3 separate regions of the Mus musculus genome follow, and regions 1 and 3 are each linked to region 2. Evidence: chromatin loops called from intact Hi-C (ENCODE). Cell type or tissue: heart. All regions are shown on one strand. Region 1 holds the start of Zfp719 (zinc finger protein 719). Region 2 holds the start of Ctu1 (cytosolic thiouridylase subunit 1). Region 3 holds the start of Etfb (electron transferring flavoprotein, beta polypeptide).

Region 1 (4,000 bases), 93 kb after region 2:
CCAGCCTCCGAGTGCAGAGTGCTAAGATTACAGGACAGTCATGTGCCACCACAACCTGCAGCACTACTTTAATACATAAAGCTTGATTTCTAAACTTAACCTCAAATCTGTGCACTAGAGACAGACATGGGGCCACTAGGTCACTTTACCTCTCCGCCTGCTCAACGTTACCACTGTATGGAGTCTCAACCTCTGCTTTTCTTTTTTTCCTTAACATTTCTTTAGGAGGTGGGGAATAATTGGAGAAGGCAGCTCGCCCAACATTAACGGAAAAAAAAATTTTTTTTTAAAGATTTATTCTTACTATTCAAACATTTAAAAATGAAACGTGTGTGGGTGTTTTGTCTGTCTTTGTCTGTGCACCATTAGCTGGGAGGCCAGAAGGGAACACGGATCCCCTGGAATCGTCCCACCAGGCAGTTCCAAGGCACCATGTGGTGTGGGTGCTGGGAACCCAACACTGCTGACCCACATCTCCACTCTCCTGCCTTTCCTCCTCACTGGTCTCTTCAGTAGGCAGACTGGATGAGGCTGGCCCTTGCCTGTTTGGATGCAGGAACCCAGGCTTCTGCCTTACAATCTTTTTACAGCAGCACCTTTCTGCGTAACTGCCAATTACCAATCCTTGCCAAATTCACAGATCCCAGGCACAAGTCAAACCTCCGATCAGACCTCACATCAGCAAAGGACTGCAGTATTTATGTAAACTTTCAATTGTAACTGAAATGACTAGTTTTTTCTTAAATCTTTCTTCTGTCTTCAGTTGCATACGGGGGAAAGGAAATATCCAGAACACCTAAGGGCAGCCCCAAGGCTATGTCCCCGCTTAGATAACTGTGACCACATTAAATATACCTAAACACATCTCCTGGCTTCTAGGCAGTGCCTTCTATTGCTAATACTGCTTAGGCTGACAGAGATGGAGGGCACTGGGTCTCCAGTTTGGACCAAACGTAAATAAATTCATTTCCCCGTTTTCTCTTACTCTTTGGAGTTTATCTCCTCTCGAAGGCCAGTGTTTGACCAGGAGCCAGGGCTCCAGTTACCAGCTACTCAAACAGCCCAGAAAGCGACGCGGTCGCCCTCACAAAGCACCCTACACTGGCCTCAAGCTCCATCGCCTGACTCCTAAGCCAATCACAGACTGAGCGGATCACAAGCCATCTCAAGGTCCTCGCCCTGAAGCTCCCGGATGCTGCAGCGCCCACTCACTGAGTCCTGCCCCGAATGCCCTCACATGGTAATTTTCACGGACGACGGTGGGAAATCCCACAGGACAGCATACTGGGAAGTGACAAAATACAGACGCGGAAAACCCGCAGGAACAGAATGAAAGAGAACCGAACGACCCCCACTTTATCCACCTCATCCCCCCCTGGGGCCGATTCAACCATCACTCAGCACAAACCGGCGCTCAGCAGCACAGCGTCCTCTGCTCCACATCCACTCACCTCACATTACACCTTAGAGAAGCTCTGCACACGGCACGCCAGGACTGCGAGACTTCCGCCCACAGACACCCACAATTCCATGGGTTCGGATTCCAAACACCCACGCTACCCTGGCAACGACAGGAGAGGCGAACTACTTTAAGATCTGAGCGGATGTGATCACTCTAGGCCACTTCCGATTTGAATAAGGGTTCCCTCAGTTCACTACCACGTAGCCCTGGGTGGCGCGCATGCGCACCACCACTGGCGGAAGTCTGTCTTGCCAGTACTTATTATGGCTCATCTGGTGGTTTCTGATTTTTTTTTTTTTTTTTTTAACTTCTTCCTAGAAAGTGCCATGGCTGAACCCACACTCCCGTGACACAGAGGCAAGCATCAAAGCGCAACGGTTCCATACAGCCGACAAGAATGTGATAGGTGAAAGTCCAAGGCTGTCTCACATGCTTAGGGGATTTATTAACGTCTTGTATGTGTATATAATTCTAAGACACTGTAACATTACATCTTCCTAAATGTACCTTTTTTTCCCCTGTATTTTATTAGATTTACTTTATGTATTTTTGCCTGCATGTTGAGTTTATAGCATCCAGGACAGCTGCAAGAGCAACAAGTGCTTTTAATCTGTTTCTCTTTTTCTTCAACTTTCTCTTGATTTTCACCAGAATTGAAAGAAGTTCTTATTTTTGAGATGACCTCACTATATTGGTCTGACTGGCTTGGAACCGGACATGAAGGTCATTCTGGCCTTGGACTCTCAGACATCTCATGGCCTCTGTTTCCCGAGTGCTGGGATTAAAGATGTGTATCACCACACTGGCCTTTTCTAATTTTTCAAAAATTGAAAACTATGTGGGGTTATTAGGAAACAGGAGGTAAGTCATATGGAACACCAACGGTGAGAAACTGAGATAAGCCATCATTTACGTCATACTGAGGCATCTCACGGTTCCCAGAGGATAGAAACCTGTTCTTACTTAGAAGTAAAATGTCTTCTAAATCGCATAATAGAAATAATGTAGAACTAGGTGGGCAGTGGAAATAATGATAAACAGGGACACTAGTCAAATGGGAAAAACACCTAGCACTGTAGTGAATAAATTAGTAGACCTAATGTACATTATAAGAATAAAGTATAAAATTGTGTGAGTTATCTCCATATTAAACACATTCTAGCCCTGGACAGTCTAGAACAGTGGTTCTCAACCTGTGGGTTATGACCCCTTTGACAAACCTCTATCTCCAAAAATATTTACATCATGATTCATAACAGTAGCAAAATTACAGTTATGAAGTAGCAATGAAAAATATTAGAAAGGTTGAGAACCACTGGTCTGGAACTATGTAGACCAGGCTGGCCTTGAAGTTACTCTGATCTTGTCTATACCAGGGAAGTTCTAGGATTACAACAATGTGCAATCATGCCCAGTTCACACATAGTCTAGAGCTTCCCACTGAGAACAGACTACAGGAATAATGATTTAGGAAACAGTTTCATCATCAAAGATACACCTCAGGAGTCCCAAAAGAGTGGACTCAGCCATCCATCACCACAGAGCAAAATTATGATAAGTTAGGCACCAACGTGTTCTTCCGGAATTTCTTTTTGTTTTGTTTTGTTTTGTTTTGTTTTGTTTTGTTTTGTTTTGTTTCGAGACAGGGTATGTAGCCTTGGCTGTCCTGGAACTCACTTTGTAGACCAGGCTGGCCTCGAACTCAGAAATCCCCCTGCCTCTGCCTTCGAAGTGCTGGGATTAAATGCATGCGCCACCATGCCCAGCCCGGAATTTCTTTCAATAGTTTTCCCTCTTTAGTCAATAAACAATGCTCATCTATCTTGTGTCCTGAGCCACTGCTAGTTCACCAGGAAGATGAAGCACTTGACTCATGGAAATGATGAGCTGATAGAGACAATTGTGTGTGTGTGTGTGTGTGTGTGTGTGTGTGTGTGTGTACATACATACACACATACATTCACACGTATATAAATATATATAATCAGAAGTTAGTACCTGTATATGAAAGAGAACTTGTTGTCATTGTCTTCATGAATTACCTCATCTCATATTTTCCAGTTGAATCAAGTTCCTTGTAAATTTCATTTTATGACTCATAAAATCCCACTGCATTTATACTATAGTTTCATTATACATCCATCTATATTGATGGACATCTGGGCGTATTCCATTTCTTTGCTATTGTGAAGAGTAGTGGTAAACATGGATGTGTCAGTATCTCTGTGGTATGAAAGAGATTTTCAGGTATATATCCAGAAGAGGTTAGCTACATGATTGAGTAGTTTCAATTTCAGAAACTACCACTAATGTTGCATAGTGAGGTCTATTGTCTCAAAACCAAAACAAGTCAAACAAACTAAACACAAGAACAAAACCCCAGACTGATTTCATTGTAACAAACTACATTCCCTCAAAGAGTCATCAAAGTCTCCCTTTTCTTCACATCCTCAGATTTGCTGTCCATTGATGACGGCCATTCTGAGCAGGTAAGAAGTTAGCTAAGGAGGTTAAACGCTTTAAAAAAAATTGACTGTA
Region 2 (4,000 bases):
AAATATTTGTTTACTGTCAGGAACTTCCATGAGGTCAGGACCGGTACCACTGAGCACTGCATCTCAACTCCGACCTCCCTGATTCCTTTCACCGAATGGTGTCCTGCAGTGGAGCTCAGGTCTGTCCTTCCAGATGCTCAGACTAGAAGCCCTGAGGTCTAGGACCACTCTGGTCACTCATCCTGTGTGGGGCTCAAAATTCAAAGTCCAGTCTTGACTTGTTCTCCAAAGGTCCCTAGTCCATCCTCAGAACTCATGCTCAGATCCCCTAAAAGGATACAGCCAATCCTTCTGTGGCCTCAGATGCCAGACACTTCCCACCTACTCCATGGCCAGGGCTGCAGTAGAATTCTAGTAACTCGTCAGGAGTGGTAACGCACGCCTTTAATCCCAGCACTTGGGAGGCAGAGGCAGGCGGATTTCTGAGCTCAAGGCCAGCCTGGTCTACAAAGTGAGCTCCAGGACAGCCAGGGCTATACAGAGAAACCCTGCCTCGAAAAACCAAAAAAAAAAAAAAAAAAAGAATTCTAGTAAATCGCTGTATCTAGGGTAAACTTTAGAATGAAATGGTTGTCTTTCAGTGTACCAAGAATAGACATCAAAATGAATTGTTCTCTAGAAGTACTTTGACCTTGAAGACGTCATCGCAGAAGACGTAGATCATTTTCTATTGTCTATGAAGTTGTTTTCTGAAGGAGCTTTAGGGCCTTGGCATGACTTGGTACAAGACAGTCCTGATACATATGCGATGTCTTGCATTATTGAGTACAGCAAACAGTCCACAAGAGGGACCAAAGTTTCAGGGGTGTGATGTTTCCTTTGATGAGGAGTTTTGGTTTGAGAAACTTTTTAACCCCCCCCCCCAAAAAAAACAACTTTTGTGAAGAAAAAAAAAGACTACCTCCACCTAAATCTTCACATATTATTTAACTATGCAACCTAATTCTTATTTTATTTTAAAAGTTTTTCTGCTGCCCAGAAGTACCTGTCCTAAAGGAGACACAACCTAAAGTAAACGCTAAATAAAAAGAAAGAGCCTGACGTTCAGTTCATTGAGGCTGGACCTCCTTGCTGCCTTGGAGCCCGATTACATTCTAAGGTGACCCTCATTGTTTGATTATCCTGCACAACTCAGAACACTGGCACAGCCTGCTTGTCTGGGTCACTGGTCTCTGCCTTGGCCTCCCCTCCTTCACGACAATTTGCATATAACAACCTGCAGATCCAGCCCAGTTACCTTTTTGACAGGTCCGTGAATGATGCTTGGGAGGCCCCGTGGCTCCTTTCCAGAATGCTCTCAAGTATCCCAGGAACACTCCTTTCCTCTGGCCCAAAGAGTTCTTTCTGATCACTGAACCCAGCAAGCAGCCCTCAAGACTCCCCTAACTCTCCTGGCTGAGCACTGCCCCTTGAACTATCCTCCTCAGCCTTTGTTTCTCCCCTTCCTCTCGCCCGGATTAGGTTCACACCAGTCTCTCCTCACTTCTCCTCACGCCCTGCCCAGCAAGCCCTAGAATCATCAGGCTCAGAGGTGCCTCCAGGCTTGACCTCCTAACGACCCACTTAGGATCCTTGCAGGGCACCTTTCAAGTGCTCCCCAAATCTGTCCCTTCTGCCTGGCTTATCTGTCTCCTGAGAGTGCCCACCACCTTCTACCCCCGCATTTATGCAGAATGGCGTGTAAATACACTCTCTGTTCTCAGTCATCTAATCCTGTGAGGGGGTTGCTATTGTAAGGAGTAGCTTACAGACACACGCAGAAACAGAAAAGGGGGATACCACATCAGTAGTAGCCCTGAGATCATGGAGGGAACCTGGTTGATAGATATATCAGTAGTCTTTAGCTGACGGAGCGAACAGGGCTTATGCTAATTAAGTAAGTATCTGGGATGATGGGGGAAAGAATTGTGTACAGACTGGCGGCAAACCCCCGAGGTAATAACAGGCGTGGTGGTGCACGCCTTTAATCCCAACACTCAAGAGGAAGTGGCAGTTGAATTTCTGCAAGTTCCAGGCTAGCCTGATCTACAAAACAAATTTCAGGGGTGCCTCCGGGTGGCCAACTCTCCTAAAGGGCAGAAGAGGCGTCACCAGAACATATTTAACAGGGGCAAGAGAAGGCAGATGATCTGTTACCACCAAATGAACAAAGCGGCCTGGCAAGAGACCAGACTAGGAGATCCTGGCCAGAACGCGAGTTGACAATCATAAAAGCGAGTGCCAAATCTCTAGAAAGACCTTCAGCTCTCCCGTGGCACCATGGCCCCAAGCCCGTAGGAACCGGAGGAAGAGGAACACTAACCTGAGTGGAACGAGCTGAGTACTCTGCCTGCCACGCGGAAGCCTGGAGCGGAAAAATGCCCTGGGACTACAATTCCCATAAGGCCTTGAACTGCTTTGCCTACGACTTCCAGAATGCAACAGCTCCAGACGCGGGCCTGTAACTCTACAGCAGCTTGGACTCCAATTCCCAGAAACACTTGAGAGTACAGCTTTCCTTCTGCCAAATGCCTCCCCACGGGCCGACTCTGTAGGGCGCACACCAGGGCCTGGGAACCGAGCCCAGAATCCTGATGTTGTCCGGCAACGCGAGGTCACCAGAAGGGAAGTTGAAATCAGAAGTGGTTGAAATCAGAATGGCTGCAGTATAATTTCCTAGTTTTGTGGACTATCATATACTTCTGCTACTTGCTTGCTTCTCAGTCTCTGTTACTGTTTCCCCCTCCCTCTTCTCTGTGTCTCTCTCCCTTGCTCTCTCTTTCTTTGATTCTCTCCCCAGGATCTTACCATGTAGCCTAGGCTGTCCTGGAGGAACTAGCCATATAGACCAGGCTGGCCTTGAACTCAGAGACCCACCTGCATCTGCCTCCAGAGTGCTAAGATAAAAGGTGTATGCAATCTTGCCCCTTTCTGTCTTCCTTCCTTCCTTCCTTCCTTCCTTCCTTCCTTCCTTCCTTCCTTCCTTCCTTCCTTTCTCACAAAGGTGGAAGGAGTCCAGATGACACACAGCTATGTAAGCTATTGTAATACACATCAGTAAATTGTCGTCTTGTACTGTTTAAGGTCACCGGGAACCTGGCGTCCCAGCCCGACTTTAGACCCAAGCATTTTGTCTTAAAGCGTTCTCCAAGACCGCTTCCTCAGTCACCAGCCGGCTTCCTGGTCCTGTGAGAAAGTGAAAGAGAACAGCCAAATAAAGTGGAAACGCTACTTCCTTAAGAACAGGAGAGTAAGTTCTTAGAAGAAAAATAGTGTATCCTTGAACACAGATAGGATGGGACCCATTCCCAGAGACCTCTGCTACTTCTCATCCCATAGGACATCTGTGGTGGGAATGGTTAGTTGGGAGTCTGTCTTCCTGGGATCCTCTTCTTCAGCCTCCTGCAGACTGTGTGTGGTTCCCAGCTTCCCCAGTCTGTTTCTACTGGATGTTTGTTTCATGTCTGACCTGGTGCCCCATTATCTTTCTGCAGTTTGCTGTTTATGCACTTGAAATGAAAAGCATTCCTACTGTGGATCATTCTCCAGTTTCAGACAGCTTTCTACCGACGAACCACACTCCAGCCCCTCACTAGGGGATTCTAGGTAGGGACTCGATTATTGAGCCACTTACTACCCAGGAACTTACTGGGAAATTCTAGGCAGGGGTTTTAACACTGTGCCACACCCTAGCCTCTCATTAGGGGATTCTAAGTGGATGCTCTATTACTAAGCTAGGTATATTCCCAGCACCTCATTGGAGAAACTCTAGGCAGAGGTTTTAATAGTGAGCCATGCCCCAACTCCTCAGTATTGGTATTAGGTAAGCACTCTAATACTGAGCTATAGCCCCAGAATGCACCACTTCTATGCTTTTTAAATTTAAACAGGGTCTCGCCATGTGGCCAGTGCAGTCCTCAAACTTATAATCCTTTGCCTCGGTCCTCCAAGTAGCTGGAATTACGGCCCTGAGCTACCAGCCTGGGTTCAGCTCCGTGGTTCTCAACCTTCTTAATTTTGC
Region 3 (4,000 bases), 230 kb after region 2:
GACCCAGGTTCAGTTCCTGACACACCCATCAGGCAGCTCACGATTACCTATAACTGGCTTCAGGGTTTGCTAATGCTCTACTCCAGCTTGCAGGGGCACCTATACTTCTTCTATGTGCATATCCACACACATAGGCCTAATTAGAGGAGACTGGAGAGATGGCTCAGTGGGTAAGAGCACTTCCAGGGGACCTATGCTATGGACATCGTAGCTCACAACTGTCTGTAAACACTAGCCCCAGGGTATTGGACACCTTCACGCATGCATGCATGCAAGCAAAACATCCATGCACATAAAATAAAAATAAATAATAAATCATTTTAGAAATTTAAATTATAATAAAAATACCTTGTCAATAATAATAATAATTTTAAAAATAAAATGGAAAAAGACTGGAGCTATAGCTCAGTGGTGCTGGTCTGGCCTAGCACTTGGAAGGTCATGGGCTTAATTCCCATCAACACACACACACCCAAATAAATAAATAAATAAACAAACAAATTAATGGTGGTTGAGTTGCCCACAAACCCACATGTATCTCAATAAACCTGGAAGCACCATCTCTGTCACAGGCTGTTAGAAGCCACCTCAAGCCAACCCGTTTTCTCTCTAGCAAACAGGCAGAGAGTCAGACTTGCCCAGACTCCTGATTCTTGCTGCTTACCCAGCTTGGGGGCAGGGGGCAGGCATCTGGCAAGTAACAGGGCCTCCACGGGCCTGGGTTTCCTCAACCACCCTGTTCGATTGAGAGTACAGAAGCTGTACAAAGGGATCAATCTCTGTACAGGAATTATATCTGCTGGTGCTTTGTGCCGACTTCCATGTGTGCTGTCTGGGTCATGGACATTAAGTCTGAGTCTGTCTCCTGAATCCTTCTTGTCTCATTCCTCAACTGCGGTACGTAGATGGTGGTATTAAATGATATAGCCCGTTTTTACCTATCTCAGAGGGTCTCTTGGGTGCATCTTCCTTATGCTAGGAAATTTGAAGGACACAAAGGGGGATCACAGGACAATGGGGACAGACAAACATGAATTGCCACCATCTTTTTTTCAGTACAGATTAGGCTAAGCATTGAGAGACTGGCCTGGGAACCCAGTCTGATTCAATGCTGGCTACAGCAGCTTCTCTCTGAGGAGAACCCAGGGCCTCAGGGGTGCTGCCCTCAGACTGCTCACGGACACTCCAAAGTCTTAGTTAAGCTGGCTCCTTTGAACTTGCTTCTCCAGCAAGCACAGGTCTCCTTCCCTTCCTAAATAAAAAACTGTCGACAAGCATCCCATGGCTATATGGGTGAGGCGCTTTCTGAGTCCCATGGAACCAGATGGCTCTCCATGTGGCTGTACATTTAGAGCAGACAGTGCAGCCTGCAAGGTAATGAGTGATGAAACCGCAGGCCCCACATAGAATTCTCTATTCTGATTCTCTCTTGCTAAGTGCCAGTTTTGTGCCTCAGTTTCTCCACGTGTTAAATAGGGACCATGACTCCTCCAGCCCACAGTTATCAAGGGACTGAGAGAGAGGGGAAAAGGGTCGTCACCTCAGAAGGATCTGATTGTCAAAATCTCACAGCCCTTGATTTTTGCTCCAAGTATGACTGACGTCGGGTCAAAGGGCAATAGAAATTGACTTTTGAAAGGTTCTCTTATGTGGGGCACGCTCCTGCTCTTGGACGTTCATAGCTGCGGTCTCAGGGTGCTGGGACCTAGTCGGGGTGGGGAAAGTCACCTTCACAGCGAAGTCGATGACCCTCTTGACAGCCACGAGCGCGCGCAGCTCCGCCATCTTCCTGCAGCAGTCACTGGCCGGGTCAGGTTGCTCCTAATCCAGATAGTCACACACTCCGCCCCGTATCTGTCTCTGCGCCTGCGCGCCGCAACACCGACCAATCAACCGTCGCACAACTCAGAAAAAGCCAATAGGAAGCGGAATTCAGGGAGAGGCGGGGTCCACGGCGGACCGCTGGGTGGAGGGGGCGTTGCACAGAAGTAGGGGAAAGGGCATTCCTAGGAGTGAAGTTTGCTGAGGGCTTATTTATCCTAATGCTCTCCTCGTAACTCCTGTTGTCCCCAGATCTGCAATTCACTTCTAGATCCCTCCTTTCTCAGCACTCCAAGCCCCCATGTCTGTGTTCCCACGCGCACCCTGTGCCTTTTTTCCTACGCCCCCAAGGCCTTCCTTCACTTGCTTGCCGCCGCATTCTTTCTGCAGATTCCCTCCTTATCCTTGCGTCTACACTTTACTTCCTTGTGATTTTCCCGTGTCCGCTCATCCCCACCTCCTCCCGCGACTGCGTGCTTTATGACTCTCCCGAGTCCCATATTCTCTCCCCGTGCATTCCCCGGGTGCGCTCGTCCCCGCCCCTTCTTCTACGCCTACATCCGCTAGGACTACCCGGTGTCAGCTTGTCCCTACACCCTCTCCCTGCTTCCGCATCTGCAAATCCCCAGGGTACACACCTCGTTACAGGGTTCAAGTCTCCGTTCCTACCCTCCCACATTCCTTCTGACCTCCTTAACTCTCTACAAGCCACTTTATCCGTGTCTCTGTAGTCTCCAAGCTTCTGTCTCTACGTTCCGCAGAAAAGCACGCAGGGGCGAGGCTAAAAGCCATTCCTTTATTCTGCCCCAGGCAGGCCGCATTCATAGGCATACCGGGAATCCGCTGATGGCTTCGGTGCTCTGCAAGATCATGTCGGCAAGCAGAAAGCAGAAGCCTGGCAGGAAGGGAGTACAGAGCCCGGGGAAGGAAGGTGGGCTATGGGGCGGATGATCTGGCCTGCCTGGGAGCTAGGGATGGGGGTTCCAAGGGCGTTTCCATCGGGTGTCTTGGAGTGCAGGGGCGGGGAAGTCACTGGAAGTTATTGTGGACTTTGCTAGGAAGAATAGGTGACTGGGAAGTTTCTGGGGAGGGGAGTCCTCTAGAGGGGTAGTCTCCACCCTCTTCCCCTCGTGCTGGTTACCCGCAATAAACAAGAAGGGTAAAGCCAACCATCCGAAAAAGTAGGACCAGGAGAAGAAGACTTCTGGCTTCCAGGCATTCTTTGAAGTGTATACGGCCAAGGCAATCAGCAGCAGCAACCCTGGGCCACGCCCACCCGTCAGGTGAGCGTGGCCAGGTAGAAGCTGCACCCAAGCCCACCCCTCAGAACTGCCCTTGTCTCTGACTTATCAAACCACGCCCAGCTTCCCTTTGGCTTCACCTTCGTGGGCTTCTTGCTCCTCCTCTTTTCTTTTTTTATTAAAAATAGATTCTTCCTTTATACAATCTATCCCGACCACAGTTTCCTCTCCCTCAACGTCTCCCAGCTTCCCTCATCTCCCCTCCCACACTTCCTCCTCTTCAGAGTAGAGTAGGTCTCCAAGAGAGGACAGTCAAACAGGACAAAAAGAGATACAAGGAGACAAGGCAAAAGCCCACGGAGGATGGGCAAGAGAACGCAACAGGAGGCGAAGAGTCCCAAGAGCAGAAGAAAAGAGTCAGAAACATCCCCACTGTCAGCTGCCCCCTGGCCCCTCCCATTTCTAACCATGGCAGTCAAACTCTCTCGGCCCAACTCCTTCAGAATTGCCACCACCACCAGCACCACCACCACCCCTCCTACATAGGGGTGACTGCCTTCTCACCGCTGAGGAAAAGTAAGACAATGGTATTCTGGCTACGTCGTGACTCTGCCTCTCGACACTGAATCCTTATCCCGATCCCCAAAGCTACAATACTGAAGGTTGCTGCCAACACCATGCACGCTGCGGACACTGCCACGGTGTCTGGAGAGACAGGGTAGCATCAGCTAGACGCCTTGGTGCCATGAAAGAACATCCCTGGGCTCTTCTGGCCATCCTCACCCCTACACACACACACACACACACACACACACACACACACACACACACACACACCATGAGTATCTAGAGCTCATCTGACTGCATTTTGGAAACAGGTGTTCCTATGGGAACGGAGGACTTGGTAGGGAGAGGACAGCAAGGCAGGCCTGGGGAGA

What was found. Peaks named below come from ENCODE experiments on the same cell type or tissue, not always from the same donor. Only the 100,000 strongest peaks of a DNase experiment are listed, where the experiment ranks them.
Region 1: it touches region 2 in a loop (6-fold over the local background); 23 of 42 quality-filtered maps call a loop at or near these places.
Region 3: it touches region 2 in a loop (21-fold over the local background); 4 of 42 quality-filtered maps call a loop at or near these places.

The regions. Positions count from the first base shown.
Region 1 is chr7:43,577,218-43,581,217 of GRCm38, reverse strand. Zfp719 (zinc finger protein 719) reads right to left here and starts at 1,632. Exons shown (of 4, transcript NM_172482.1): 1 at 1,452-1,632. In heart, no CTCF peak of the experiment used is centred here; DNase peaks (open chromatin) are centred at 1,177 and 1,597; H3K4me3 peaks cover 1,931 bases; H3K27ac peaks cover 1,752 bases.
Region 2 is chr7:43,670,378-43,674,377 of GRCm38, reverse strand. It overlaps Ctu1 (cytosolic thiouridylase subunit 1), which reads right to left and starts at 2,347. Exons shown (of 3, transcript NM_145582.1): 1 at 2,303-2,347. It also overlaps a transcript of Siglece not described here. In heart, no CTCF peak of the experiment used is centred here; a DNase peak (open chromatin) is centred at 2,467; H3K4me3 peaks cover 2,132 bases; H3K27ac peaks cover 1,784 bases.
Region 3 is chr7:43,441,933-43,445,932 of GRCm38, reverse strand. It overlaps Cldnd2 (claudin domain containing 2), which reads right to left. Exons shown (of 5, transcript NM_028849.1): 3 at 3,627-3,767; 4 at 2,963-3,082; 5 at 2,613-2,716. The coding sequence ends at 2,643. Etfb (electron transferring flavoprotein, beta polypeptide) reads right to left here and starts at 1,861. Exons shown (of 6, transcript NM_026695.3): 1 at 1,729-1,861. The coding sequence starts at 1,785. In heart, no CTCF peak of the experiment used is centred here; DNase peaks (open chromatin) are centred at 1,872, 2,372 and 3,031; H3K4me3 peaks cover 2,731 bases; H3K27ac peaks cover 3,030 bases.